3 separate regions of the Homo sapiens genome follow, and all the other regions are linked to region 1. Evidence: chromatin loops called from intact Hi-C (ENCODE). Cell type or tissue: heart left ventricle. All regions are shown on one strand. Links, peaks and the distances in the headings refer to the core of each region. The heading gives the core; the rest is flanking DNA.

Region 1 (10,394 bases), core at 3,431-8,430:
GCAGAGACGCTCCTCACCTCCCAGACGGGGTCACGGCCGGGCAGAGGCGCTCCTCACATCCCAGATGGGGCGGCGGGGCAGAGGCACTCCCCACATCTCAGATGATGGGCGGCCGGGCAGAAACGCTCCTCACTTCCTAGATGGGATGGCGGCCAGGCAGAGATGCTCCTCACTTTCCAGACTGGGCAGTCAGGCAGAGGGGCTCCTCACATCCCAGACAGGGTGGCGGCCGGGCAGAGGCTGCAATCTTGGCACTTTGGGAGGCCAAGGCAGGCGGCTGGGAGGTGGAGGTTGTAGTGAGCCGAGATCACGCCACTGCACTCCAGCCTGGGCACCATTGAGCACTGAGTGAACGAGACTCCGTCTGCAATCCTGGCACCTCGGGAGGCCGAGGCTGGCGGATCGCTCGCGGTTAGGAGCTGGAGACCAGCCCGGCCAACACAGCGAAACCCCTTCTCCACCAAAAAAATATGAAAACCAGTCAGGCGTGGCGGCGCGCGCCTGCAATCGCAGGCACTCGGCAGGCTGAGGCAGGAGAATCGGGCAGGGAGGTTGCAGTGAGCCGAGATGGCAGCAGTACAGTCCAGCTTCGGCTCGGCATCAGAGGGAGACCGTGGAAAGAGAGGGAGAGGGAGACCGTGGCAGAGGGAGAGGGAGAGGCAGAGGGAGAGGGAGAGGGAGAGGGAGAGGGAGAGGGAGAGGGCTCCTCAATTCTTACATGCTTATCATAGATATCAAGCAGTGCTCTTGCTGTCTGCCCATCTTTTCTGACCCTGGGACACCACCCTTTATTAAGCTTTCCCATAACTCCTTGAAGGTCAAGCCCCCTTGACTGATACTCTGGGTTATCACAGTAAGTGTGCCCTCTATCTTTTTCAGGTCACTGAAAAGGAGGGTTCCTAAAGCATTCACTCCTGACCCTGAGGGAGGTGGGTGCACTCACTCCGGGACTCAGGTGCACCACAGATAAGCAAAAAAGTCCTCACATTCAAAATTGTCCTGGGCCACATGCAGCCCACGAGCTGCGGGTTGGACAAGCTTGCATCTAGAACATATACACCATAAGGCCCGAAATTTTTCTGTTTTTACTTTAATGATGCTTTCTAAATGCAAAAACAGTCATATACCTAGCAGAAACAAATGTCAGTTGAAGGAATGATCATAGAGAACCACTCTATTCTAGAGGCAATATCTTTATTAATGTAGCCTCAGGACAAATGCTTTATTTTTGTGGCAGCTACAGAACAACATCATCTCACACTGACATCAGTGCCACCAGATCTTTTCTCACCAGGGCTGCTTGTGTGTCCTCCCTCCCTCCCTCCCTCCCCCCACACCAACTCTACTGCACACTGCAGCACACAACCATATTTTTCTCTTCAGGAAAGATAACCCTAGGCTTATGGGTCCAATTTTCCAACCACATATGAATCTAAACTAGACTCTGCTTTATAAATTGATGAGTTTCTATTGGAGCCAGCACTAGGATTACTACAACTCAGGGCAGGAAGAAGAGTAGGAGTGCAGAAGAGGAGTTCCAACAGAAAGTTACCTATGATGAGAAACTATGGGACCCTGCCTCTTGGCAAATTTCAGAATCTGGTTCCTTTAAAAAGATTGCAGAAAAGATGGAAAATACAATGAGGAAAGAGCCCTGGGAAGACGGCAAGAGCTTGAACGATCTGAAAATTTGTCTCTTGATACCACAAGGACCCTGGTATGCAGGGACTGCCGTAGGTGACATCCAAGTCCCTGTGATCACAGGTCATGGTGGGACAAGGTTCTACTGAAGGGCCAAGTGTGGGTGGAGGATTACTCAGGTGCCGAGGCAAGAGACTGAAAGCACAAACTGTTTTAGTATAATAAAGAAAATAGTTAGAATAAGAATAGTCATAATACAAATTAGATATAGAGATGATCATGAACAATTATCAATCATTATTATAAACATTATTAATCATTAGCTTTTAATATTACTCTTTGTTGCATTACTAAGATAACCTAGGAATAACCGGCGGGTATAGGGTCAGGTGCTGAAGGGACATTGTGAGAAGTGACCTAGAAGGCAAGATATGAGCCTTCTGTCACGCCCGCATAAGGGCCACTTGAGGGCTCCTTGGTCAAGTGGTAACACCAGTGTCTAGGAAGGCACCTGTTACTTAGCAGACCATGAAAGGGAGTCTCCCTTCCTTGGAGGAGTCGGGGAACACTCTGCTCCACCAGCTTCTTGTAGAAGGCTGGATATTATCCAGAGCTACCTGCAGTCATCCAGAGGCCTAAACCCCTCCCTGTGGTGCTGTGCTTCAGTGGTCATGCTCCTTGTCCACTTTCATGCTCCTCCTGTACTCCTGGTTCCTCTTTGAATTTTGTAGTAGATAACGGTAGAAGAAATAGTGAAAGTCTTAAAGTCTTTGATCTTAAGTGCAGAAAAGAAAATGGTGACATATGCTACCTAAAAGGGAAGGGCCCCCTATCCTGTAATCACGTGACTTGCTTCACCTTGTCAATCATTTAGAAGATTCACCTTCCTTACCCTGCCCTTTGTCTTGTATGCAATAAATATCAGCGAGCCCAGCTGTTCGGGGCCACTACCGGTCTCCGCATCTTGATGGCAGTGGTCCCCCGGGCCCAGCTGTTTTCTCTTTATCTCTTTGTCTTGTGCTTTTATTTATTACAATCTCTCATCTCCGCACACGGGGAGAAAACCCGCTAAGCCCCGTAGGGACGGATCATACAGCCAAGGACAACAGAGCAGCAAAGATGACCCAGCTGAGCAGTGACCACATAAAGCGCACGGTGGCCTGAGCACCCACTGGGCACAGCCCCATCTACTCTCCTCTCATGCAACAAATCAGCATAAGAAACATGTGGACTCTGGAAGGTTCTCATGTCTTCCATTTATTTTGTCTCTCAAATTTTAGGAATCTTCTCCTTTAATTAACCCATCAACCTCTCATGGCAAGAATTTGAAAAAGTAAATTTATACTCAGATTCTAATTTTAATAGGGAAGTAAGAAGTTACAGCTCAGTGCACATAAAGTTGAGACAGAGATGGAGACATCTCAGCCTCACCTCTATGGAGCAGGAATGATTAATTATTGGAGACGGAACACAGGTCAGCATGAGGGAAGAGGGTCATGGTGGACATGGGGGTGGGTTGGTCTCCCCACCTCCTCATATTATGCCTACAGGAACACAGGCACATTCAGGTGCCTTTGCAGAAAGAGAGTCAGGGTTTTTGAAGTCACAAAGGGAAGGCGTGAACAAATCTTGCCTCTCAGTCCCACACAAGGCAGCTGTCTCACACTATAAAATAAAATATTCATGAACAAATTCATATCCGTCACAGTGAGGGGTGACACTTTAAACAGCCCATCACATGCTCAATACATCCAATTCAAAGAAACCCCATAGCACAGCTGCGTCCACTATTGCCCCCAACACCCCCCCACATCAGGTCCCCCAGTGTCTCACCTTTACAAGCCGTGAGAGACACATCAGAACCCTGCGCATGGTCGCTGCCTGGGGTAGAACAAAAACAGGACTTGGTCAGAGCCCAGAGGAGATGCGGCTAGAGGAGGAATCTGGGGTTGGGTGAGCTCCCCCATGGGCTCCCGACCACAATATCCCAAGGATCAGGGATCAGCCCACTTCATACTTACTTGCAGCTTCAGAGTAGCTCACTCTATCTGTGGGAAGAAAATGTCCTATGAGAGGCCAGAAAGGAGTCAGGGCCATACGGCCCTAAACAAACCCCCTAGCCTTTGATCCCAGAGAAGTTTCCTGAAAGTGTAACTGCTGATCTAGGACAGGATCAGGAAACATGAGGAAAGCAGGTGTGGGTCCTGGACCAACTGCCCTCCTGAGGTCTGTCCTCAGCAGGGACCTTCCCCTGTGACTTGTGACTGCTGGGATCAGGTCCCCATCATCATAATCATCAAGGTGATAAATCTGTCCTTCATTGTCACAGGTGCTTTACAAAAGAGTAAGTGCTGGCACACAGGGCCCAGGCTGGGTAGGCCCATGAGTGTGGATGGTGCTTCCCAGTAACCAGGCAGGACACACTTCTAACTGGGGCTTGAAACCCTCAGTGGGACAAGAAATCTCAGACCCCACTCCTCATCCATTCCTTACCTGAGTTCTTCTTCCTGCACATCACAGCAGAAACCACAGCTCCAGTGACTACAGCTCCAAGGAGAACCAGGCCAGCAACGATACCCACGATGGGGATGGTGGGCTGAGAAGACTGCTCTGGGAAAAAAGGGGAAGGTGAGCGTCCCTGACCCTCAGCCCCCAGCACCGACCCTGCTGAAGTTCTCCAGAGAGGCTCCTGCTTTCCTAAGAGACATGACCCCCCCTCCACTCATCTCCTGCCTTACCCCATCTCAGGGTGAGGGGCTTGGGCAACCCCTCATGCTGCACATGGCACGGGTATCTCTGTTCCTCTCCAGAAGGCACCACCACAGCTGCCCACTTCTGGAAGGTTCCATCCCCTGCAGGCCTGGTCTCTAGAAGCTCCATGTCCCGAGTCTGGTCCTCTCCATCCTGCTGCCAGGCCAGTGTGATCTCCACAGGGTAGAAGCCCAGGGCCCAGCACCTCAGGGTGGCCTTATAGTCAGAGACGGAATGGTGGATCATATGTGTCTGGGGGAGAGGTCTAACAGGAAGTGTCAGAAAATTCAGGCACTTTGCATCTCTCATGAGACACTCCAGCAGCACGCATGTGGCCATCCTGAGAATGGACAGGACACCTGGGGTGGGGAAGGGAGCACAGAACCCAGACACCAACCTGGACACAGGTATCTGGGATAATCTCCGAATTCCGTGGAAAATTCCAGTCCCTGAGGAGGGAACAGTGACTTCTGGTCCTGACCTGAGTGGAGGCTGAGGGACTCAGAAGAGCTGGACTCAGACCCCCACACACATTGAGTGTAAAGCAGAGAACAAGGCCTGAGGGGAAAAGTAACGGGGCCCAAGGCTGCTGCTGGTGTCAAAGGGAACCCCTCATCAGTATTCCAGGGATTGTCTTCCCTTCATTTCCTCAGAGATTTCATCCCTTAATTGTATCAGAGAGCAGGGCAGACCCTCAGAGTCACTCTCTTGTACAGGATCTGGAAACCCAGGAGGATTCCTCTCCCTCAGGACCAGAGAGAGGACGACATTCTAGTGTTGGTCCCATTTTCCTTCTCTCTTTGTGGGAAGCCAGCCCAGGAGATCTACAGGCGATCAGGGAGGCGTCTTGTGTTCCCTGGTACCCGTGAGCTGCAGCGTCTCCTTCCCGTTCTCCAGGTGTCTGCGAGCCTCTCCACGCACGTGCCCTCCAGGTAGGCCCTGATCTGCTCTGCAAATTCTTCTGCCTCCCACTTGCGCTTGGTGATCTGAGCCGCCATGTCCGCCGCGGTCCAGGAGCGCAGGTCCTAGTTCCGGGCTATGTAATCCTTGCCATCGTTGGCGTGCTGTTCATACCCGCGGAGGAGGCGCCCTTCCAGCCCCAAGTCGCAGCCATACATTATCTGGAGGGTGTTAGACCCTGGCCCCGCCCCCGCGGTCAGCCCCGCCCACCGAGCCCCGCCCCCGCCCCGACCAACCCGCGGGGATTTTGGCCTAAACGGAAAATGAAACCTGGTAAAGGCGCCTGGGCCTCTCCCGGGTCGAGGATCTGGCGGGTCCCGCAGCCTCGGGGTGGATCTTGGAGCCGGAGACTCGCGGGGGGGACCCGGGACGTCCGTGGGGGATGAGGAGGGGTCGTGACCTTCGCCCCAGGCCGGGGTCATTCACCGGCCTAGCTCTGGTGGTAGTAGCGGCGCGGCATGGGCAGGTTCACTCTTGTCAGTCTGTGCGCGGGCCTGATGTTCCGTGTGCTCCGGTCCCAATACTCCGGTCCCTCCTGCTCCAACCACGGCGACTGCGGCTACATCCTCGGAGTCGCCGCGTCGCTGTCGAACCGCACGAACTGCGTGTCGTCCACGTAGCCCACTGCGATGTACCGGGGCTCCCCGCGACCCGGCCGGGACACGGCGGTGCTGAAATACCTTATGGAGTGGGTACCTGGGGGCGAGGAGGGGCTGAGACCCGTCCGACCCTCCTCCTTGCGCTGCTCCCCGGGTCCTGCGCCCCAGTGCGCGGGCCCCTACCTCCTCCCCGCAGAGGCCATTTCCCTCCGGATCCCGCACTCACCCGCCCAGGTCTCGGTCAGGGCCAGGGCCCCCAAGAGCAGCAGGAGGAGGGTTCGGGACGCCATGACCCCATCCTCGGCGTCTGGGGAGAATCTGAGTCCCAATGGGTTCGCGGGGACTTCTGGAACAGGGACCCCAGCGACGCCGATTGGCTTCGCTAGAAACCCGACACCAAATGGGGGTGAGAACTGAGTCCACATCCTGAGTGTCCAGGAAGAAGGACCCTACATAAGTTGGGAGAGGGAGAAGAGAAACTGCGGAGATGGGGAATCCCCAACCCTGGGCCTCCCCAATCAATACATCGCCTTCGGGGCCTGAAACCCTGAGAGCCACGCCTGGGGCCATAGGACTTCGCCCTGACCCCGCTCCTCCTGTGCCAAGCGCTCTGTCTCAATGTCTCCCTGAGTCTTGGCCCAAGAGCTGTCTGAGAAACCAGGGAGAAACCCTCGTCATGGGCCCCGTCCCTCTTCATTTTTCATCCCGGAATCCCCGTCCCAGAACTGGACTCCCTGCCTCCCACTCCTTACCTATTTCCCTGAACTCTTCTAGAAAAAAACTCACCCCAGGGAGCTTGGTGACAGAGAGGGAGCTCGCCGCCAGAGAGGGAGCTCGCCGCCAGAGAGGGAGCTCGATGCCAGAGAGGGAGCTCGCCCTGGGAATGGAGGCGTAGAGACAGGTTTTTGTTTTTTTTTTCTTTAAATCCGGAAAAGTTGTGCCTGAGTACATGAGACAGCATAGAGACAAGTTTTCTCTTTGTTTATTAACTACAGTGGGTAGCAGAATCTTGGCAACCCCTAAATGATCAGGTATCTAATCGGTAAAAAAATGTAACTTTGGCCCCTTGATACATAAATGTGTCTGAAAGCATTACAACAGGACTCACAAAGCTACTAAGTTTGACTTTCGCAGACAATGTATCTGTGACTCCCGCTTGTTTTTTACATTTACCTTCATTCCACAGCCCTGAGTTACTGGGTGAGTCCAAGACATCTCCTCAATATAAAGTAGCACACTGCGTTACTATATGTTGCAACCGGGAGCCAGTACAGACTTTATTCACCTCACAGTTGCAAGTGTTCAATGCAGTCACAATGCCCCTCAGCAGTGCTCATGTGCTGCCTGTTTTTAGGAAGTATTCACGTCTAAGTGGTGTGTATATCTTATAGGAACACTTAGTATTTTTAAAACCTGATTAATTAAAAAAAATTAGTTTCTAGGCAGTCCCAAATATAGTATTAAAGGCCAACTGCAAAGAAGGAACACTAAGTGTTTTTTAAACCTTATTAACATAAAAAACATTAGTTTTTAGGCAGTCCTACATTAGGTATTAAAGGCCAACTGCAAAGAACACTGAGCGAGGCTCTGTAGATGGATGTAATAAAAATCTATAAAACAATGTGTTTAAACCTAAGAATTCTACTGCTTTCCAATTCCTTCCCTCTGCTCCTTTTCCTAACCTCCTGCTTCTCCAGCCCTTCCCTCTGTCCCTTTCATCCCTCAGGCCCTCCTCTCCCCTTAGTCCCCACCACCCTGTCACTTCTAAATTGTGGCTCTAGCATTGTCCCATTACCTGCTACGTGACTGTTCTCTCCACAGTGGTCCTGCTCCTGTGAGTCAGAGTGTGTCATTTCCTCACCTAAAACACTCCAGTGGCTCCACCTCGGTCTTGTGAAGCTTCTAGAATGTCAGGCACGTGAGCATATGAGGGCATACCTGGTTCATCTTAGGCACTAAATTTTTGTTGACTGAATGAATGAAATATGAATGTATTAAATTGCATCACAGAAAGTTATAAAATGTAAAACACTGAAAAATTAAGAAATATTTTATTTTATGTAACTAGTGTGCATATCAATTCATTCCGAGTCTGTTGAGCCTGTGTATGAATTTTATAAGATTGCATAACAAATTATCACAAACATTGACTTTAAACAACACCCAATTATTGTTGATTTATTTGTTTTTAGAGACAGAGTCTCCCTCTGTCATCCAGGGTGAAGTGCAGTCACATGATCATGGCTCACTGCAGCCTCAAACTCCTGGGCTCAAGGGATCTTCCTGCCTCAGTCTTCAGAATAGATAGGACTGCAGACAAGTGCCACCACGCCCAGCTAATTAAAAAGAAATTGTAGAGATGAGTGTCTCACTGTTTGATCTTGGCTGGTCTCAAATTCCTGGATGCAAGTGATCCTCCTGTGTCAGCTCCTCAGATGTTAGGATTGCAGGTGTGCATTACCACGCCTGGCCAAACAACACCCATTTATCTGTTTATAGTACCTTAGTCAGAAATCTGGGCATGATGTGGATGGAATCTCTGTTCCGGGCTTCCCAAAGCTGTGTTTTCATTTTGAATCCTCCTTCAGGCTTATACAGAGGTGGCAGAATGCAGTTTCTTGCAGTTCTAAGACTGAGGTCCCTGTTCCTTGCTGGCTGTCAATGTAGAGAACAGGGAGGGCTGCGCTCAATTCCTGATGCCCACCAGTGTTCTTCCCTGTACAGCCCCTTCATTTTCAAAGCCCACAGTGGAGGAAACCCCTCATGCTGAATCCCTCTCACACTGTGAATCTCTATGCTCAGGAAGAACCCAATCCTTTCAAGGACTCACCTGATTAGGACAGTCCAAGCAGCATAAACCCAGCCTAAAGTCAACTAATTGAGGCCCTTAATTATATCTGCTAAATCCATTCACAGCAGCACCTATATTAGAGTTGGTTGAATAATGGGGGGAAGGTGAATGACCAGGAGCTTGTTGTTGAGGCCATCATAGAATCAGCCTAGCAAGGGCTGGATCTTCTTTTTGTGTTCACTTGGGACACAGTTGCAAATTGAAGTTCAAGTAAAGTAATCATTGTGAACGGTAATAAAATACATCCTTTTCAGCCATGAAAATTCTCCTTACCTTTTAAAACTAAGTTACATATTTATATCTTTTAATTAATTTAGGCCAGATTTGGTGGCTCACACCTGCAATCCTAGCATTGTGGAAGGCAGAGGAAGGCAGATTTGTTGACTCCAGAAGTTCAAGATCAGCCTGGGCAACATGGGGAAACCCCCATCTCTACAAAAAATTAGAAAATTAGCCAGGCACAGTGGTTCATGATTGTACTCCCAGCTACTCAAGAGGCTGAGGTCAGAGGGTCCCTTGAGCCCAGGAGGTCTACACTGCAGTGCATGGTGATCATGCCACTGCACTCCAGCCTGGGTGACAGAGTGAGACCCTGTCTCAAAAATAATAATAATGATGATGATAAATTTAGAGCAAATGCAAATTAACATGTAATAATACATCCTCTCTTGTGAAAATGTATTAGTTATTTACTATTGCATAACAAATTATGTAAAATGTACCATTTCAAAATAACAAATATTGATCATCTCCCACAGTTTCCAGTTGTCAGGAATCCAGGAGAAGTTTCCCTGAGTGCTTCTTGCTAAGGGCCTCTCACAAGGTTGCAGTCCAGTTGTCAGTCTAGGCCTGCATCATCTGAGGGCTTCACTGGGGCTGAGGATTCACATGAAACATGGATCAGTCACATGGCTGTTGGAAAAGGCCTAGTTCATTGTAATTGGGTCCCAGAAGGCCTCAGTTCTTAGCCAGATGGACCTTGCTGCAGGGCTGCTCATGGCACAGCAGCTGACTTTCCCCAGAGCTCATGATCCCAGAGACAGAGAGAGAGAAGGTGGAAGCTGCAGGGAGTTTTAGGTTCTACACCCAGAGTCACAAGCTGTTATGTCGGCATTGCTCCATCAGAAGTTGTATTAGTCTGTTCTCACACTGCTATAAAGAAATACCTGAGACTGGGTAATTTATAAAGGAAAGAGGTTTAACTGACTCCCAGTTCTGCATGGCTGAGGAGGCCACCCCAGGAAACTTACAATCATGGCAGAAGTGGAAGAAAACCCGTCCTTCTTCACATGGTGGCAGGAGAGAGAAATGCAGAGCGAAGCGGGGAAAAGCCCCTTATAAAACCATCAGATCTCATGAGAATTCACTCACTATCATTAGAACAGCATGATCCAATCACCTCCCATGAGGTCCCTCCTTCAATACTGGGGATTACAATTCGCATGACAATTGAAGATGTGATTTGGGTGGGAACACAGAACCAGGCCATATCAGAAGTGCATCATTAAGTCCAAGCCACACTCAAGAGAGGGAATTCAGCTGCACCTCTGGAAGGGAGCAGTATTAAAGGATTTGCATATATGTTAAAAGCA
Region 2 (10,394 bases), core at 3,410-8,409, 80 kb before region 1:
ATTTATTTTTACCCCCCTGCACTATTTGTCTTGTAATTGGAGTGTCTGAGTCCATTATGTTTAATGTAATTATTGACCTCATTGGGTTTAAGTCTGTCCATTGTCATTTGCTGCCTTCTAATATTATCTCTTTCTTGCTCAACTATTTTTCTTATGTTACCTTCTTTAGATGAATAAAAACCTTTGCATTATTGTAGTCTTCTAAGTGTCCTAATTACACATTCTCTTATTATTTCTTTAATTATCTGAGAAAGCATAATGATCTGTGACTTATTATAACCAATAGCAGACCACAACTTCCCTGACTTTCACCTACCTGTGCCCACAGCCCAGGGGAGAATCAGTGCTCTGGCTCTGAGACACAGGGGTGGTGGGAGTAGGAGAGTGATTGGATGATGAATCTGTAGCTGCAGAGGCATCTGGGCCCCTCACCTGCATTCCTCATAGATGTCTCCTCCATTGAATGCCTGCGATGCCCTCTCCTCTGTGTACTCCTGCCAGAGTCTCCCTATCTCCACTGACAGCAGCTCCACCCTTCTGCTCACTCAGTCCAATACTGTGGGTGTCCTTGATTCTTCTTCTCACATCCATTAGCAAGTGCTGTGAGTCCATCTTCAAATTCATCCAGAATCCCTTCACTTCTCACTATTTCCCCTGCTCACACCCTAGTCAAGGTAAGCAACGTGTCCATCCTAGAATACTGTACTCCTTTCCCACCATTTTCCCCACTGCATCACTGGTTCCCCACCTCTCAATTCTGTTCTCAGCACAGCAGCCAGAAAGAAGCTTTCAAAGGATGAGCCCTACCATGTCCCACTTTTCAAAACTGTCCTCCCCATGTCATTCAGAGCAAAGGTCAACACCCTTCCCACACCCTTCAGGGCTACCTGCTCTAGCCACACCTTTGACCTCACTTCAGTTTCTCTGTGTCCAGCCCTTCTGGCCTCTTCCTCCTTCCAGGAACACAGACAATTTCCTGCCCTAGTGCATCTGCACTGAAGGTTCCCCTGCCTGAAAAGAACTTTCCCAGACATCCTTGTAGACAACTCCTCACATCCCTCAAATCTTTACTCCAAGGTCACATTTGCAACAAGGCCCATGCTGACCACCCAGCACAACAGCCACCTTCCTGTCCCCACAGCCCACCCTCTGGATCACCTGCCACACAGCACTTGCCACCTTCTAACTCAAGCATTTTCTGTTCCTACTCTGCTTATACTATATCTATCATCTGCCTACAGAGGTGTCCAATTTTTTGGCTTCCCTGGGCCAGTTGGGAAGAATAAGCATTGTCTTGAGCCACACATAAAATACACTAATGACAGCTGATGAGCAGAAAGAATAGAAAAAAGAAAAACATGTGCGTGCATAATTTTCATGATATTTGCTACCACAGATAAGCAAAAAAACTTCTTACATTCAAAGCTGTCCCGGGCCACACGCAGCCCGAGAGCTGCAGGTTGGACAAGCTTGCATCTAGAACGTATACACCACAAGGCCAGAAATTTTTCTGTTTTTACTTTAATGATGTTTTCTAAATGCAAAAACAGTCATATACCTAGCAGACAACAAATGTCAGTTGAATGAATGATCACTGTAGAGCACCTCTGTATTCTAAAGGCAATATCTTTATTAACGTAGCTAAAGAACAACATCATCTCACACCAACATCAGTGCTGCCAGTGCTTTTCTCACCAGGGCTGCTTGTGTGTCCTTCCCACCTCCTCCCACACCAACCCTCCTGCACACTGCAGCGCACAGCCATATTTTTCTGTTCAGGAAAGATAATCCTAGCCTTGTGGGTCCAATTTTCCAACCCCATATAAATCTAAATCAGACTCTGCTTTATAAATGCATGAGTTTGGATTGGAGCCAGCACTGGGATTACTACAACTCAGGCAGGAAGAAGAGTAGGAAAGCAGAAGAGGAGTTCCAACAGAAAGTTACCTACGATGAGAAACTATGGGACCCCTCCTCTCTGCAAATTTCAGAATCTGCTTCCTTTAAGAAGGCTGGGGAAAAAGATGGAAAATACAATCCAGGAAAGAGACCTGGAAGGAGGGCAAAAGATACAGGGGACTGAAAATTTGTCTCTTCATACCGGAAGGACTTCGATGTGTAGGGACCACCCTAGGTGACATCCAAGTCCCTGTGATCACAGGTCCTGGTGGGACAAGGTTCTACTGAAGGGCCAAGGACAGTGGAGCAGCAAAGATGACCCAGGTGAGCTGTGACCACATAAAGCCCATGGTGGCCTGAGCACACACTGGGCACAGCCCCATCTACTCTCCTCCCCTGCAACAAATCAGCACAAGAAACACGTGGACTCTGGAAGGTTCTCATGTCTTCCATTTATTTTGTCTCTCAAATTTTAGGAATCTTCTCCTTTAATTAACCCATCAACCCGTCATGGAAATAATTTGAAAAAAGTAAATTTATACTCAGATTCTAATTTTAATAGGGAAGTAAGAAGTTACAGCTCAGTGCACCATGAAGTTGAGACAGAGATGGAGACATCCCAGCACCACTTCTCTGGAACAGGAAAGGTGATCGGGGAAGGAATGTAGGTCAGTGTGGGGAACAGGGTCATGGTGGACACGGGTGTGGGCTGGTCTCCCCACCACCTCACATTATGCCTATAGGGACACAGACACATTCAGATGCCTTTGCAGAAAGAGAAGTCAGGGTTCTTGAAGTCACAAAGGGAAGGCATGAACAAATCTTGCCTCTCAGTCCCACACAAGGCAGCTGTCTCACACTATAGAAAAAATATTCATGAACAAATTCATATCACTCACAGTGAGGGGTCACACCTTCAACAGCCCATCATGTGCTGAATACATCCAAGTCAAAGAAACCCCATAGCACAGCTATATCCACTGTTACCCCAACAACCCACACACATCAGCCTCCCCAGGGTCTCACCTTTACAAGCCGTGAGAGACACATCAGAGCCCTGGGCACTTTGGCTGCCTGGGGTAGAACAAAAACAGAACCTGGTCAGATCCCACAGGAGATGTGGCTAGAGGAGGAATTGTGGGGTGGGTGAGCTCCCCCATGGGCTCCCAACCACAATATCCCAAGGATCTCAGGGATCAGCCTCCTTCATACTTACTTGCAGCCTGAGAGTAGCTCCCTCCTTTTCTATCTGCGGGAAGAAAACGTCCTGTGAGAGGCCAGGAAGGTAGCAGGGCCATGAGGTCCTAGAGGAACCTCCTAGTCTTGGAACCTTGAGAAGTTTCCAGAAATGTGTGACTGCAAACCAAGGGCAGGATCAGGAAAAACAAGGAAAGCAGATGTGGGTCCTGGACCAACTGCCCTCCTAAGGTCTGTCCTCAGCAGGGACCTTCCCCTGACCTGTGATTACTGGGGTCAGATCCCCATCACTACAATCATCAAGGTGAGAAATCTGTCCTTCATTGTCACAGGTGCTTACAAAAGAGTAAGTGCTGGCACACAGGGCCCAGGCTGGGTAGGCCCATGAATGTGGATGGTGCTTCCCGGTAACCAGGCAGAACACATTTCTACCTGGAGCTTGAAACCCCCAGTGGGACAAGAAAACTCAAACCCGACTCCTCACCCCTTCCCCACCTGAGCTCTTCTTCCTCCACATCACAGCAGTGACCACAGCTCCAGTGACCACAGCTCCAAGGAGAACCAGGCCAGCAATGATACCCACAATGGGGATGGTGGGCTGGGGAGAGGGCTCTGGGAAAGGAGGGGAATGTGAGGGTTCTGACCTCCAGGACCCAGCCCCGACCCTGCTAAAGGTCTCCAGAGGGGCTCCTGCTTTCCCTAAGAGACATGGCCGCCCCCATCTCTCTCCTTACCCCATCTCAGGATGAGGGGCTTGGGCAGCCCCTTGTGCTGCACATGGCATGTGTATCTCTGTTCCTCTCCAGAAGGCACTACCACAACCGCCCACTTCTGGAAGGTTCCATCCCCTGTGGGCCTGGTCTCCACGAGCTCCATGTCCTGGGTCTGGTCCTCCCCATCCCGCTGCCAGGTCAATGTGATCTCCGCAGGGTAGAAGCCCAGAACCCAGGACCTCGTTATGCCTCATGTTCAGAGAGGGGGGTGGGTCACGTGTGTCTTGGGGGGGGTCTGAAAGGAAGAGTCGGAAAACTCAGGCACTTTGCATTCCTCATGGGACACCCCAGCAGCGCCCATGTGACCATCCTGATGAATAGGACACCTGGGGTGGGGAAGGGAGCACAGAGCCCAGACACCAGCCTGGACACAGGCGCCTGGGATAATCTCCTATTCCTTGGAAAGTTCTAGTCTCTGAGCAGGGTAGCAGGGACTTCTGGTCCTGATCTGAGTGGAGGCCAAGGGACTCAGAGGAGCTGGAGTCAGACTCCGACACATTGAGTGTGAGGCAGAGAACAAGGCCCGGGAGGAAAAGTCCTGGTGCCCAAGGTTGCTGTGGGGTGAAAGGGGACCGCGGATCAGTCTTCCAGGGATTGTCTTCCCCTCCACTCCCTCAGAGACTTCATCCCTTAATTGTCCCAGGAAGAGCAGGGTGGGCCCTCAGAGTCAATCTCTGATACAGGATCTGGAAACCCAGGAGGATTCCTCTCCGTCAGGACAGGAGGGAGGGCGATATTCTGGTGGTGGTTCCATTTTCTTCCCCTCCTTGTGCGAGGCCAGCCCGGGAGATCTACAGGAGATCGAGCAGGCTCCCCATGGCCCCTGGTACCCGCGCGCTGCAGCGTCTCCTTCCCGTTCTCCAGGTGTCTGCGGAGCCACTCCATGCAGGTGCCCTCCAGGTAGGCTCTCCTTTGCTCAGCCACATTGGCCGCCTCATACTTGCGCTGGGTAATCTGAGCCGCGGTATCCGCGGCGGTCCAGGAGCGCAGGTCCTCGTTCAGGGCGATGTAATCCTTGCCGTCGTAGGCATACTGCTCATACCCGCGGAGGAGACGCCCGTCGGGCCCCAGGTCGCAGCCAAACATTCCCTGGAGGATGTGATACCCTGGCCCAGTTCCCGCGGTCAGCCCCGCCCACCGAGCCCTGGCCCGGCCCCTAGCAACCTGCGGAGATTTTGGCCTCAACTGAAGATGAAACCAGGTAAAGGCGCCTGGGGCTCTCCCGGGTCGAGGATCTCTGCAGGTCCCGCAGCCTCGGGGTCGATCTTGGACCCGGAGACTCAGGGGACCAGGGCCGTCCGTGAGGCATGGAGCGGGGAGTAAGTGATCTGCGCCCCGGGCCGGGGTCACTCACCCGCCTCGCTCTGGTTGTAGTAGCGGAGCAGGGTCCGCAGGTTCACTCGGTCAGTCTGTGCCTGGGCCTTGGCGCCCAGTGTCTGTAGGTCCCAATACTCCGGCCCCTCCTGCTCCACCCACCGCGCCCGCGTCTTCATCCTCAGACTCACGGCGTCACTGTCGACCCGCACGAACTGCGTGTCGTCCACGTAGCCCACGGCAATGAAGCTGGGCTCCCCGCGGCCCGGCCAGGAAACGGCGGTGCTGAAATACCTCATGGAGTGGGAGCCTGGGGGCGAGGAGGGGCTGAGACCCGCCCGACCCTCCTCCCGGCGCGGCTCCCCGGGTCCTGCGCCCCAGCCAGGTGGACCTTTCGCTCCTCACGGCAGAGGCCGTTTCCCTCCTGACCCCGCACTCACCCGCCCAGGTCTCGGCCAGGGCCAGGGTCCCCGAGAGCAGCAGGAGGAGGGTTCGGGGCGCCATGACCCCATCGTCGGCGTCTGGGGAGACTCCGAGTCCCGGTGGGTGCGTGGGGACTTTAGAACCGGGGCCGCGCGACGCTGATTGGCTTCCCTAGAAACCCGACACTCAGTGGGAGTGAGAACTGGGTCCGCGTCGTGAGTGTCCAGGAAGAAGGACCCGTCGCAGGCTGGGAGAGGGAGAAGAGAAACTCTGCGGAGATGGGGAATCCCCAATGCTGCACCTCCCCAGCCCATGCACCGCCTTCGGGGCCTGAGACCCTGAGAGCCATGCCTGGGGCTCTGGGACTTCGCCCTGACCCCGCTCCTCCTGTGACAAACGCTCTGTCTCAATGTTCCCTGAGTCTTGGTCCAGGAGCTGTCCGAGAAACCAGGAAGAAACCCTCAGCTTGGGCCCCGTCCCTCTCCTTTCACTTTTCATCCGGGAATTCCTGTCCCTGAAATGGACTCCCTGCTTCCCCGCTGCTTACCTGTTCCCCTGGACTCTTCAAAAAGAAAACTCACCCCAGGGAGCTTGGTGCCAGAGAGGGAGCTCTCCCTGGGAATGGAGGTGTAGAGACAGAGGTTTTTTTCTTTTATTTCTTTTTTCTTTTTCTTTAAATCTGGAAAAGTTGTGCCTGGGTGCATGAGATAGTATAGAGACCAGTTTGCTTTTTGTGTATTAACTACAGTGGGTAGCAGAATCTTGGTAACCCCTGAATGATCAGGAATCTAATCGGTAAAAACATGTGACTTTGGCCCCTTGATATATAAAGTGTCTAAAAGCATTACAACAGGACTCACAAAGCTCCTAAGTTTCACTTTTGCAAACAAGGTATCTGTGACTCCCGCTTGTGGTGTTTTAAATTTACCTTTATTCCATAGCCCTGAGTTTCTGTGAGTCCAGGACATCTCCTCAATACAAAGTAGCCACTGTGTTCCTATGTGTTGCAACCAGGAGTCAGTACAGACTTCATTCACCTCAAAGTTGCAAGCGCTCGATGCAGTCACAATGTCCATCACCAGTGCTCATGCACTGCCTGTTTTTAGGAAGTATCCACATCTAAGTGGTGTGTATATTTCTTAGGAACACTTAGTATTTTTAAAACCTGATTAACATAAAAACAATTAGTTTTTAAGCAGACCCACTTAAGGTATTAAAGGCCAACTGCAAGTAACACCCTGCGAGGCTCTGTAGATGGATCTATTGAAATACCATTAAAAAAAGTGTTCAAACCTAAGAGTTGTGCTGCTTTTGAATTCTATCCCTCTACTCCTTTTCCTCACCTACTGCTTCTCCAGCCCTTCCCTCCGTCCCTCTTATCACTCAGCCCCTCCTCTCCCCTTAGTCCCCATCACACTGTCACTCCTGAATTGTGACACTGGCACTCTCCCGTTACCTGCTACGTGACTGTTCTCTCCACAGTGGTCCTGCTAATGTGAGTCAAAGTGTGTCATTTCTCCACCTAAAACACTCCAGTGGCTCCACCTTGGTCTTGTGAAGCTTCTAGAATGTCAGGCACGTGAGCATATGAGGGGATACCTGGTTCATTGTAGGGACTAAATTAATTTTTGTTGACTGAATGAATGAAATATGAGTATATTAAATTGCATCACAGATAATTATAAAATGCAAAACACTGAAAAAGTTCAGAAAGATTTTATTTTATGTAACTAGTGTATATATCAATTCATCAGTTCATTCCATTAGTCTGTTGAGCCTGTGTATGAATTTTATAAGACTGTGTAAAAAATTATCACAAACATTGGCTTTAAACAACACCCATTTATTGTATTTATTTATTTGTTTTTATTTATTGTATTCATTTATTTGTTTTTAGAGACAGAGTCTCTAAAAACTGTCATCCAGCGTGAAGTGCAGTCACATGATCATGGCTCACTGCAGCCTCAAACTCCTGGGCTCAAGGAATCCTCCTGCCTCAGTCTTCAGAGTAGACAGGACTGCAGACAAGTGCCACCACACCCAGCTAATTAAAAAAAAAAGTGTAGAGACGAGTGTCTCACTGTATTACCTGGGCTGGTCTCACACTCCTGGCTGCAAGTGATCCTCCTGTGTCAGCTCCTCAAATGTTAGGATTACAGGAGTGCACCACCACGCCTGGCCAAAAAACACCCATTTATCTGTTTATAGTACCTTAGTCAGAAATCTGGGCATGATGTAGATGGAATCTCTGTTCCAGGCTTCCCAAATCTGAGTCTTCATTTTGAATCCTCCTTTAGGCTTATACAGAGGTGGCAGAATGTGCTTTCTTGCAGTTTTAAGACTGAGGTCCCTGTTCCTTGCTGGCTGTCAATGTAGAGAACAGGGAGGGCTGTACTCAATTCCTGGTGCCCACCAGTGTTGTTTCCTACACAGCCCCTTCATTTTCAAAGCCCACAGTGGAGGAAACCCCTCATGCTGAATCCCTCTCACACTGTGAATCTCTATGCTCAGGAAGAACCCAGTCCTTTCAAGGACTCTCCTGATTAGGACAGTCCAAGCAGCATAAACCCAGCCTGAAGTCAACTAATTGAGCCCCTTTATTATGTCTGCTAAATTCCTTCACAGCAGCACCTACATTAGAGTTGGTTGAATAACTGGGGGAAGGTGAATGACCAGGAGGTGGTTGTTGGGGCCATCATAGAATCACTCTAGCAAGGGATGAATCTTCCTTTTGTGTTTAATTGGGACACAGTTGGAAATTGAAGTTCAAGTAAAGTGATCATTGTGAACGATAATAAAATACATCCTCTTCAGCCATGGAACTTCTCCTTTCCTTTTAAAACTAAGTTACATGTTTAATGTCTTATAATTAAGTTAGGCAGGGGTGGTGGCTCACGCCTGCCATCCTAGCACTATGGAAGGCAGAGGAAGGCAGACTTGTTGACTCCAGAAGTTCAAGATCAGCCTGGGCAACATGGTGAAACTCTCATCTCTACAAAAAAACTAGAAAATTAGCCTGGCATGGTGGTTCATGACTATAGTCCCAGCTACTCAGGAGGCTAAGGTCAGAGGATCCCTTGAGCCCAGGAGGTCGACACTGCAGTGCATGGTGATCATGCCACTGCACTCCAGCCTGGGTGACAGAGTGAGACCCTGTCTCAAAAATAATAATAATGATGATGATAAATTTAGAGCAAATGCAAATTAACATGTAATAATGCATCCTGTCTTGTGAAAATGTATTAGTTATTTACTATGCATAACAAATTATGTAAAACTTAGCAGCTCAGAACAACAAATATTCCTCATCTCCCACAGTTTCCAATGATCAGAAATCCAGGAGAGGTTTCCCTGAGTGCTTCTGGCTCAGGGCCTCTCACAAGGTTGCAGTCCAGTTGTCAGCCTAGGCCTGCATCATCTGAGGACTTCACTGAGCAAGGCCATAGAGGAGTCCTCGAGCTACAATTGGCCATCAGAGGAGTCCCCTGTCTCCTAGGAATGTCCTGCCTTAGTGTCACTGGTATGACCCATCAGTCGTTGGGAACAGCCCATGGGAAGAGGGCCTCAGCACCAATGTACTGAGGATGTCAGAACACAAGAGCAGGGCCTTGGGAGATTGCCCACAAGTGTGACTCAAACCTTCTGCCCTGACGGGTCTGGGCCCTTGGAAATCAAATCCTCTCAGGCTGAATTGCTGGATGATTCTGCTCACACTTACAATGGGGCAAGGGAAACCAGAAGGCTCCCAGGTGGATCTCTGGTTTCCACACACACTTCTACCCTTGTGTGAAACAGCCATGCCTTCTCCTGGGGATGAGGATCTATTTATTACCTGGGCCTGGAGAGGAGGAGAATCTTCTTCTCACCAAGTGGTATCTGGGCACACACTGTCCAAACTTCTCTGGTGACTAAAGTAATGTGTAGTTCAGTGGGCTGTCTTTTGTCTCCTTTTAGGGGTACACTCCTTTGGAAACCAGAACCTCGTATCCTGCACAGCCCAGTGTTGGGAGATAAAATATGCGAAATACCCCATTGAGTGAATCTAAGAGATTGGACATGGAGCCAAACCTGCTTCCGCCTTTTGATTTCTGGACACACATGTTCTTCCTATTGAGAACACAGAACTCTAGAGACGTCTCTGATTCAAACAATGCACTGTGTCCTGAAAGATGGCACCCACCCCTCAGAGTGCTTCCTCCAGGCTGGCACTGAGTTGTGCCTGTAGAAGACCTGTCCAGCCTTCCTTGTGGCTGGCAGCTCCTGGGTAGTGCAGATGGTGATAGGATTAGTGGAACCCACAGCCGTGGAAACACTGAAACTTTCCCTGCAAAGTGGGTCCTTCAGGCAGATAATGGGCTAGGAGCACTGCCTAGCCTGCAGACCAGGAATGTCAACAGCACCCAGAGAGTGGTGCTGGCTGTGTCTGAGAGCAGGACAGGAAAACCCACCCATAGAATCGGTACCTAACCCTGTGAAGATGAAACTCTGGCCCTTCCAGGTTGGAAGTAGCTAAATGTAGTCAACTTGTTACTTAGTGGGTAGTCATGTAAAGAAATAGTGCCCCACTAGGGCACATCATGGGCCTCAATTGCTGATGAGTTGGACATTCAGAGGTGGCAGCAGCTGGATCTGCCTTGGTGTGGGGAAGTCAGTGCTGCTGGCCCCTTACGGAGCCTCATGCCTGCCACTGTGGTTGCTCCATTCATGCACTCATCCTACCAGGCCTGGGCTGACCCATGGTGAAAGCTGGCTAACTGCCATTTGTCTGTTTGGTAGTTCAGTGCCACT
Region 3 (10,394 bases), core at 2,533-7,532, 58 kb before region 1:
TGTGCCTAGCTTTTTGCACTTGGTGTAATATCTATGTGGTCTGCCCAGCTTGTTGCATGTATCAGTAATTCATTCATTTTTAATGCTGGTAGTATTGCATTGTATCACTGAGTCACAATTTTTTTGTACATTTTGGGGGTATTCACGGTTTTTTATTGTTACAAATGAACTATGGACATTATTGTACAGGGATTCTTGGACATAATCTTTATTTCACTTGAGTAAATACCTAGGAGTGGAAATGCTAGCCATAGAGTACTAGCTTGTTTAACTTTATTAGATGATATAAAAGTGATTTTCAGAGTGGCTGTTTTATATTCTTATAGGCAGTGGATGAGACTGTTTCACATCCTTGACAACATTTATATTTATTAATCACTTAAATTTCAGCCATTCTAATAAGTGCTTAGTGGTTTCTCGCTGTGGTTTTACTTTGCATTTTTCCCTGATGACTATTGGCCATTCATGTGTCTTTTTTGTAATGTTTCAGAAGATTTCTCTAAAGATTGTGGAAGGAGCTAAATAAACATGATTTCTCTTTCTCTAAGTGCTAGACCTAAAGTGGAATGTTTAGAATCCATCCACGCTTCCCAGTCTGGCCTACTCAATCCCATATTTGCCCCCTAAAGTCCCCACTCCTTCATCCCTCTTTTATATTTTATCCTCTTCATTCTGGCTCAAGCTCACACTCCTCCAGGAAGTCTGTTACTGTGAAGGTCACTGACATGCTCAGTATTGTCATCTCTCCATCTGTCTGTACCTCTGTGCAGCTTTCCTCACACTCAATAACTCTTTTCTTATTTTGCTCAGTTCCTGTGGATTCACTTCACAAACATTAATTCAAAGTAGTTCCAGCTGGAAGAAAGAATAGAAAATTATAAAAAATCTTTGTGAAGGCACCACCCAGGTTTGTCAATTGGCGACATTTTAATATTATTGGCTATATGTAGTATACATAGAAAAATAATAGAAATATATGTAGATAGCCTTGATTTTTCACAGCTCTGATATGCACATGTTTCAGTCAGTACTGTACTGAGCAAATCAAGAATTGCAAGAGGATGTGTGACTTGAATTTAGTGTATGCCTTTATATTTTTACTAAGTTTTAGGAAATCTCTTTGTTTGAAGTCTTTTAGACTTGTTTTTTTAGAACAGGTCTCCTCACTCTGTCACCCAGGCTTGAGTGCAGTGGCACAAACACAGCTCACTGTACCTCAACCTCCCAGGCTCAAGCGATACACCTACCTCAGCCACCCAAGTAGCTGGGGGTATAGCTATGCTCCACCATGCCGGGCTAATTTTTGTATTTCTTGGAGAGAGGGTTTTTGCCATGTTTCCCAGGCTGGTCTTGAACTCCTGAACTCAAGCGATCCACCCACCATGACCTCCCAAAGTGCTAGGATTACAAGTGTACACCACCTTGCCTGGCTTTGCTTTTAGACTTCTTATAAATTGTTTCTGGCTAATTTTATCATTCATTTGCTTGCTTTTTCAGTTAACATGTTCTATGACATGAATCTATGTTCATACAAATAGTTCATTTGCTTTCATTGGTGGATAGTATTCCATGGGAGGAATATACTACAATTCTTCTCTTTCCCTCTTCATTGACCTTTAGATTTTCTCTATTGTAGACCTCACTGCAATGAACATCCTGGGACATTGCCTCCTGCTCTCAGAGATATGTGAGTTTCCCTAGAATATGCATATAGGAGTGGGGTCACTACAGCTTTTCCATATGATGTTACATGATGCAAAATTGTTCTCTGAAAGAAATAATCCAAATGCCTATCAAGAGGGGGCTGATTAAAAAGCACCGCACTCAAAAGAAGCAATCTCTATTTTTTTTTTAAATATTGCATATATATACAATGGTGTATCATGAAAATTTCAAACAAAGATGTAGCTAAGCTCTTGGTATTTCTTCATGTGATGGTCTTTGTGATACAATGTGAAGGGAAAAGGCAAGGTGCAGGAAAGCATATGTAGTTTGCTAAAATTTGTGTGAAATGGGAGAAAGATTATATACATATACATTTAGATTGACTTGCATATGCATAAAATGCCTTTGAAAGAATAAGCAAGAAACTGATATAAATAGCTGCCTGTCAAGATGGGGTAGCATAAGAGAGAGACTTTTAACTTTTTGAGTTTTGAGCCAAGTCAAAACATAAAATAAAAGATAATTCCAAGGCAGACAAAACAAACAAAATCAAATCCTTCAAAATAAAAAACTTAAAAAAAGAGCCTAACAGAATTAATTCTCTTACCTTCCTTAATTAAAAAAAAAAACTGTCTAAAAATTATATCACTTCTCAAACAAGGATGTTTCCTGTCACTTTAATTCAGTATGTTGTTTTCTTTTTCATTGCACTATCTTTCTTTATGTGTGTGTCTGTCTTTCATTCATTAAAAGTCAAAATGAGAGCATGGTTACTTCACAAATGCAACCGGTTTGGTGAAGGAAATTTTGACCAAATCCTGATGTAAATGGTGAAGCCCAATCTACAAGGAATTCTACGGGGTCCAATGTACCAATTGTGGCTTCAGCAGGCTCAGAACTTCCTCTACTGTCCATGTGAGCTCAAGTATGTGATATTTAGAAAAGAGAACACTTGGTAATTCTCCTGGAAAACACACGATTGAATCCATTTGCTGAATTTGGAAGGTTCTCATTATGAGCCCATTCTAAGTATGTGTCATATGAGGTCACCCTGTATTTGGATCAGAAGGTATAGTCAGAGCTCACATCCCAGGCCCAAACAGCCCAGGACAGCAGAGCAAGACTCGTAGGTCAGTTTCATAAGGGGTGGGAAGGATTGGGGGTGTGGGGGCCACTTGTGAAGTAGTGGGAACCCCAGATGCTGTGTGAAGCTCAGCCTCTGGATTGCCCTGTAACCCCACATTTGATTCCTTCCTGGGTGTCTGCCATTCCCGGGATCCCAAGGAAATCAAATGCTGCAGACTTGGGTGGGGTGCTCTCCAAGATGGCCCATGCATGGTCTAGTTTATCCTATACCTTTGCCTGTCAGCCCTCTTCTGATATTAGAAATCAATATGGATTGCCTTAGGGTGGTGATTCTCAAAGTGTGTTCCTGGGACAAGTAGCATTGGCATCACCTGAGGACTTGTTAGAAATGCAATTTTCAGGCCCTGCCTCAGACCTACTGAATCAGAAACTGCATTTTAACGGGCCCCCAGCAGAATTCTGCATTTCAAATCAGGCCTCTCTCTCTCTGTCTCAAGACTCAATATTGAGCAGCTGTGACTTCTGGATAGTCATATATGGGACACACTTCCTTGCCAGGAAGCACCTGGCTCCTCAGTCAGCTTAGTCTGAGTCCTGGCCTGGCCTAGGAGAGAAAAATTCATGTCCTGGGTTCTGAGCAATGCTCTCCTGTCCTGGATGCCTGTCAGACTCCTATTTATACCTCAAAACGCAGCTCAAATGTTGTGTCTTATGAAGCTTCTGTGACTCCTTGGTCAGAGCAGATGGTCTACATGTGCATCCGCAAAGCAAGTTGCATATTCTGCCAACCATTTGTGTAAGAATTTCCTTACTGGCAACAGAGTGAGACTCTGTCTAAAAAAATAAATGAATAAATAAATAAATAAATAAAGAGTTTCCTTACTGATCTCTGCCTGAGCAAGACGGCTTAACCTTGAAGGCAAGGGGGGTTTGGTTCCTCTTACCTCAGCCCCAGCTCCTTTAACACAATGCCTAGCACATGGTAGGTGTTTGATAAATGTTTACCAAATGAAGGGATTTCCTGCAATGACCTAGGAGACAAGAAGGTGGAATAAAAGCTCACAAGCCAAAAGTGGGTGGGAAAAGGTCTTCCAAATCCCAGTGCTGTGTGAGCACAGGGCCCACTGATGTTCACTTTTAGAAGCTTCCCATCTATCTTGTTCTCTTCTCACCAGAAACATCTATGCTTCCCCACCAAGGTCCACCTAATCGCACTTTACCTTTCAGGACCACCTTTCAAATTAGCTGGGTACAAACTCCACAGCAACTTCCTGCCTTAGCTCCAAATACTCAGCTGCAGGCCTGGTGTGGGGCTTCATGCTAATCCTAGCACTTTGGGAGGCCGGGGCAGCAGATCACTTGAGCCCAGGCCTTAGAGACCAGCCTGGGCAACATGGCACAACCCCATCTCTACAAAAAACACAAAACATTAGCTGGGGCTTGTGGCGTTCACCTCTAGTGACAGCTATTCAGGAGTCTGAGGTGGGAGGATCTCTGGGGCCGAGGAGTTCGAGGCTGCAGTAAGCCGTGATCATGCCACTGCATTCTAGCCTGGATGACAGAGTAAGACCCCATGTCTAACAAACAAAAACTACAACTCTGAGGCTAATTTGGTGGGAGTTAAGAGCTTATCCTACTGCGGTGTCACTATGAGTGATATTGGGTGGCTTTAAGATTAGGGGGTGTTTACATTTCTAAAAAGAAAATTGCTCCACAAAGAATGTAAAGTTTTGGTGTGTGCAGGGGTGGGGTCTTCAGGAGAAAAAAGGCAATAGCTCCAGTAATACTCAGTAGCTGACTGTCCTGCCCACCTCTCACCCAGAGCCTAGGCAGGGGCTGGATTCTCACCTCAGCCCCTCCTCAGCGTACCCTGGATGTGGATGGTCCCTCAGTGTGAACCCACCTGGGCTCTGACTGTGGCTGCTCTTCCCACTGTTATGGAGCCTTAGTGGGTGTGGCGCATGCAGGGGGCCTGCTCAGGAGACCAAGTGCCCTTTAAGTCTCAAGACCTACATTTTTGAAGCACCCATGTCAGATGTTCAGGATGGAAGGGACTCAGATGCTCAAATCATAATAAAAGAAAGAATCCATCCCACTCTCTCAGGTGTGGTGGAATTAAAATTAAATGACAATCAGTAATCTAAAATGATCATATTCTCAGTGTTGACTTTATCATTCAGCCGACGCCTATAACCCAGGGATGGATGAGGCATTGTGGAGGAAGAGTTTATTTCTTCTTTCTGAAGGCTCCATCAGCTGGAGTTTTTGCCCTATGACATGGAGAGGAGACTTTGCTTCAAGCTAAGTTAGGACTGAGCACAGTGGCTCACCCATGTTATCCTAGAACACTGGGGAGGCTAAGGCAGGAGGATCACTTGAGCCCAGGAGTTCAAGACCAGCCTGGGAAGCAGTGAGATGTATTCTGTTCAATTTTTTTTTTTTAATTAGATGGTCATTTTGGGGCTTTCCTGTAGTCTTGGCTACTCTGGAGACTGAGGCAGCAGGATCACTTGAACCCAGGAGCTCAAGGCGGCAGTGAACTATGATCAACTCACTGCACTACAACCTGGGTGAGAGAGCAAGTCCCTATCTCTAAAAAAAGAGAAAGTGACCTGAGTTGGGACAGGACATTTGGACTTTTTCATTAAAATTGTATTTCAAATGTTGTAAAACTTCATAATCAGCATTTTACCCTTTTAGAAAGTAGAATCTGCTCAATTACAGAAAATATAAAAAATGTAGTGAAGCAGAAAGATGGAAAACACCTGTGTCCCCACTGGGAGGATCCGGATGAACCTCTGCCTGGCAGAGCCTCAGAGACGTCAGTGAAAAGGGGCCCTGGAGCTGTGCTTTGCAGCTGCCCCCTGAGTTTCCACCCCTGGTTTCTGTGCATGTGGTGTCTGTGCAGGATGACTTAGTGCAGTCACACTGTATGAGTTATTTTGAATCTTGCTTTTCAAATTTTATTATTATCAATAAGCAACTTTATATGTTATCATAAACTCTTCTTAAACAGTACTTTTCCTGGCTGTATACTATTTCCAAAAAATGACCCAGCTACTCTTCTTTTACAAGTTCTTCTTCCTTATTGTAAATAATATCTGATTAATATCCTTATACCTAAAGATTCTTCTATATTTTGCATTTCATTGTAGAATTATAGATTTCTCAAATATAAATTATTTGGTCAAACTGCATGAACTTTTTTTGCTTTGTTTTTGAGATGGAGTCTCACTCTGTCACTGAGGCTGGAGTGCAGTGGCACAATCTCGGTTCACTGCAACCTCCACCTCCCAGGGTCAAGTCATTCTTGTGTCTCAGCCTCCCGAGTAGCTAGGATTACTGGCGTGCACCACCACACCTGGCTAATTTTTTTATTTTTAGAAAAGACGGGGTTTTACCATGTTGGTCAGGCTGGTCTCGAACTCCTGACCTCAGGTGATCCACCCGCCTCGGACACACATGTTATAAAATTGCTTATCAAAAGCAGCATACCAATTATATTCACCCATCATTCACCTCTTATTTGTTAAGCCCCTCCTCTGTACTGGTATGTTCTAGATGCTAGGGATACAAGTGGTGGCTGGACAAGGTCCTGGCCTCAAATAATATGTTTTAGTGGTACAGACAACAACTTTCAAATTTATTCTAATATCAGTGATAATTGTTATGGAGAAAATATACTCGGGTTAGAAGATTGGTGGTGGTGAGGATGGCAGGAGATATATTTTGTTGGATAAGAGGTTCCTGAGAACTTGACTAAGGGACATTTGAGCAGAGAACTGAATGGCATGAGGAGTGAGCCATGTGGATCCCTAGGGAGCAAGTGCATGTGGGAGTACCAGCAGGGGCCGGTGGCAGAGACAGGATTGAGCAGTGACAAGAGACTGGTGCGAGTGCAGATGAGTGATCTGGGCTGAGAGTGGTGAGATGAGGCCAGAATGGCCAGAGGGGCCCCGTGTTGAGGGGCTAATAGGAAATGGAGAGAGGAAGGGAAGAGGCTGGAGTGTCTCTGGGATGTGGTGGTGAGGATGGGCTCTAATTCCCATTCGAAAGCTTCACTCTGCCTGTTGTGTGGGTGATGGACAGCTGCATGAGATGCAGCAGGCAGCCCAGCTGGAAGGCCCGTCGGATTTACTATCCTAGAGAGAATGGCTCTGGGGAGGAGGCAGTAGACGAGTGTGAAGTGATTGGTTTTGGGGTTAATACATTTTTCAGATGGTCTCAGCAGTTATTTAATAGAGAACCATTCATTTATTTCCACAGTTGATTCCAGATGGCTTACTACAACAAACCAAATAATAAATATACATGCATTATTTAAAAACCAACAAGGCCTGGCGCAGTGGCTCATGCCTGTAATCCCAGCACTTTGGGAGGCCGAGGCGGGCAGATCACGAGGTCAGGAGATTGAGACCATCCTGGCCAACACGGTGAAACCCCATCTCTACTAAAAATACAGAAATTAGCCAAGCGTGGTGGCGGGCCCCTGTAATCCCAGCTACTGGGGAGGCTGAGGCAGGAGAATCGCTTGAACCTGAGAGGCGGAGGTTGCAGTGAGCCGAGATCGTGCCACTGCACTCCAGCCTGGGTGACAGAATGAGACTCCTTCTCAAAAACAACAACAACAACAAAAAAAACAGCTGGGAAAATATAGACTTAAAATATTAAGGCTGGGGTAAAACTAGAACATTACTCAGCAAGAAGGAACATCTGAAACATTTGCAGAAATGGAGTTGACTGTTTCCCTAGCCATAGATTTGTTGGCTCACAATTGTGTTGCATCAGGGAGCCACAGAGGGGGGTGACAGTGCAGGTCACTTGGCCCTTGTTTCCTGTTTCAGGAATATTTTCCTGTTTTACACTTAAAGTCAAAGCAAATTTATGTAACTGTAATTTGTTCAAAAATGAAGTCAACAGCTAAAAAGTCAGAAAGTAAATGTACAAACCCCAGGGGTCTAAGGACAGTCTATATTTCTCCCCCAAAATGTCCTCACCCTGCACTATTGAATGGAGACAGTCCTTTCCAGGCGCCCTAAGATGCAGGGGCGACTGGGCTGCAGCCCTATCTACAGGTGTCCTTCTTTATACCTGCAGTTTCCTTTACACCTGACAGCCAACTTCACTGACCTCACCTGAGCTAGGAATTTGTTTTTTTGGTATTGGTTCTATTTGAGTCATTGTGCAGGCTTAAAACTGTGACATGGAAGTTTTGCTATAATGGTTTTTCTTTGATGGAATTTGACACGCACAGTGGCTCTGGCTTCCCTGTCACTCCCAGGAGAGAACGGAGTGTCCTGCACTTTTTTTTCAAGATCCCTGTGTAAGAGTGATCAAGAGACTTGGAGTCAGGGGCTCCTCCAATCTCACCCTCCTCTCTGATGCTTTCCAGCGTGGGGCCCTTGGCTCTCTGCACATCTGATTAATACAATTGTCTCAGCTCCTGAAATAAAAGCACAGGTGCACATAACACTGACTCCTGCGTGCAGTGCCAAGGTGGGGAGGTTTCCTGGATGCCAGGTTTAGCACTTTGACTCTCATTCACGCACACACACACACACATACACACACACTCTCTCTCATATACAGATACACACGCTAACTGATACACACAGGCACACACAGTCGCACACACATTCACACACATATTTAGACACACTCTCACACACAGATTCACACACACGGGCACACACACACAGGCACACACACACACACATGCAGCCTGAGTGAGCGTTGTGGGACAGGCTGACTTCAGGGGTGGAGTAACAGGAGTCTCTCAGTTCCTTCTCAGTGGACTTTGTCTCTTTTTCCTGGAGGTGGAGGAGTCTGTACTCCATGAGGGGAAGTCCTCTGAAGAAGGGGGGAGATACTCAGGAGCGGGGTCCAGAGATGGACAGGGATGGAGAAGTGGAGACAAAGCGGAGGGGGCGGGGCAAGAAGGGAGCCCACGAGGAATGGGGAGAGGGAGGACCTTCTAGAGGTCAGAAATATCACACGCAGAATTTGGTTCTTTGTTTTTGTGTTTTATTAAGATGGATTTAGTAAACCAGCCGAAGTGCAAGATATGGAGTCTACATTGCAAAGGACACGTCTTAGTCTCCTGCTAGTTTGAACTCATCAGTAGTAGCTAGGAGAAGAGTGCCAGAAGCCTTGCGTGGGGCGCGCAACGCCCCTTTGCAGCGACCCCATTCTCTGCATCCCACGGACCTCCCCACCAGGGACCATGTTGGTCCCCTCCCACCCAACAGGAAGGAAAGGAAGAAGTCTGAAGGCTTTGGATCCTCCCTAGCGCACTTTTTCTCGCCATTTATTCCCAGAGTGTCCTTGCCTCCGCTCCGCTATCCCAACCCCACTATAACAAAGCACATCCTGCGCGCTGGGGCCAGAAATCCTCCTTTGGCCTCTGACTCACTGGTGCCATTTCACTGTGTCCTGTCCTTCCGGCCATTGTCACTGGGTGAAGCCCCAGAGAGCTTGAGCTTGGAGCCCAAGAGAGCTGGATTCTTAGAGCGTAGCTGTCCGCACAAACATTCTTTTTTTTTTTTGGTCTTTATTATTATTATTATTATTATTATTATTATTATTATTATTATTATACTTTAAGTTTTAGGGTACATGTGCACAATGTGCAGGTTAGTTACATATGTATACAGGTGCCATGATGGTGTGCTGCATCCATTAACTCGTCATCTAGCATTAGGTATATCTCCTAATGCTATCCCTCCCCTCTCCCCCCACCCCACAACAGGCCCCAGAGTGTGATGTTCCCCTTCCTGTGTCCATGTGTTCTCATTGTTCAGTTCCCATCTATGAGTGAGAACATGTGGTGTTTGGTTTTTTGTCCTTGCGATAGTTTACTGAGAATGATGATTTCCAATTTCATCCATGTTCCTACAAAGGACGTGAACTCATCATTTTTTATGGCTGCATAGTATTCCATGGTGTATATGTGCCACATTTTCTTAATCCAGTCTATCATTGTTGGACATTTGGGTTGGTTTCAAGTCTTTGCTATTGTGAATAGTGCCGCAATAAACATACGTGTGCATGTGTCTTTATAGCAGCATGATTTATAGTCCTTTGGGTATATACCCAGTAATGGGATGGCTGGGTCAAATGGTATTTCTAGTCCTAGATCCCTGAGGAATCACCACATTGACTTCCACAAGGGTTGAGCTAGTTTACAGTCCCACCAACAGTGTAAAAGTGTTCCTATTTCTCCACATCCTCTCCAGCACCTGTTGTTTCCTGACTTTTTAATGATTGCCATTCTAACTGGTGTGAGATGGTATCTCATTGTGGTTTTGATTTGCATTTCTCTGATGGCCAGTGATGATGAGCATTTTTTCATGTGTCTTTTGGCTGCATAAATGTCTTCTTTTGAGAAGCGTCTGTTCATATCCTTTGCCCACTTTTTGATGGGGTTGTTTGTTTTTTTCTTGTACATTTGTTGGAGTTCATTGTAGATTCTGGATATTAGCCCTTTGTCAGATGAGTAGATTGCAAAAATTTTCTCCCATGTTGTAGGTTGCCTGTTCACCCTGATGGTAGTTTCTTTTGCTGTGCAGAAGCTCTTTAGTTTAATTAGATCCCATTTGTCAATTTTGGCTTTTGTTGCCATTGCTTTTGGTGTTTTAGACATG

The links. A loop is a pair of places that touch in the nucleus more often than their neighbours do. Peaks named below come from ENCODE experiments on the same cell type or tissue, not always from the same donor. Only the 100,000 strongest peaks of a DNase experiment are listed, where the experiment ranks them.
Region 2: a loop joins it to region 1, with 2.4 times the contacts of the local background. A loop is called at or near these places in 7 of 110 quality-filtered maps.
Region 3: it touches region 1 in a loop (2.2-fold over the local background); 25 of 110 quality-filtered maps call a loop at or near these places.

Annotation. Positions count from the first base shown.
Region 1 is chr6:29,922,314-29,932,707 of GRCh38, reverse strand. HCG4B (HLA complex group 4B) reads left to right here and starts at 5,493. Exons shown (of 1, transcript NR_001317.3): 1 at 5,493-8,116. It overlaps LOC124901298 (a long non-coding RNA gene), which reads left to right. Exons shown (of 3, transcript XR_007059541.1): 2 at 3,971-4,269; 3 at 4,452-4,510. It also overlaps the pseudogene HLA-K. In heart left ventricle, for the core only: no CTCF peak of the experiment used is centred there; DNase peaks (open chromatin) are centred at 5,587, 6,217 and 6,787; H3K4me3 peaks cover 1,740 bases; H3K27ac peaks cover 1,411 bases.
Region 2 is chr6:30,001,899-30,012,292 of GRCh38, reverse strand. It overlaps the pseudogene POLR1HASP, the pseudogene HCG4P3 and the pseudogene HLA-J. Among named protein-coding and RNA genes, the nearest start is that of HCG9, 32 kb to the right of the region's middle. In heart left ventricle, for the core only: a CTCF peak has its summit at 5,386; DNase peaks (open chromatin) are centred at 4,972, 5,172 and 5,732; H3K4me3 peaks cover 1,809 bases; H3K27me3 peaks cover 1,601 bases.
Region 3 is chr6:29,979,470-29,989,863 of GRCh38, reverse strand. No RefSeq gene overlaps it. Among named protein-coding and RNA genes, the nearest start is that of HCG9, 9.6 kb to the right of the region's middle. In heart left ventricle, for the core only: no CTCF peak of the experiment used is centred there; no DNase peak of the experiment used is centred there.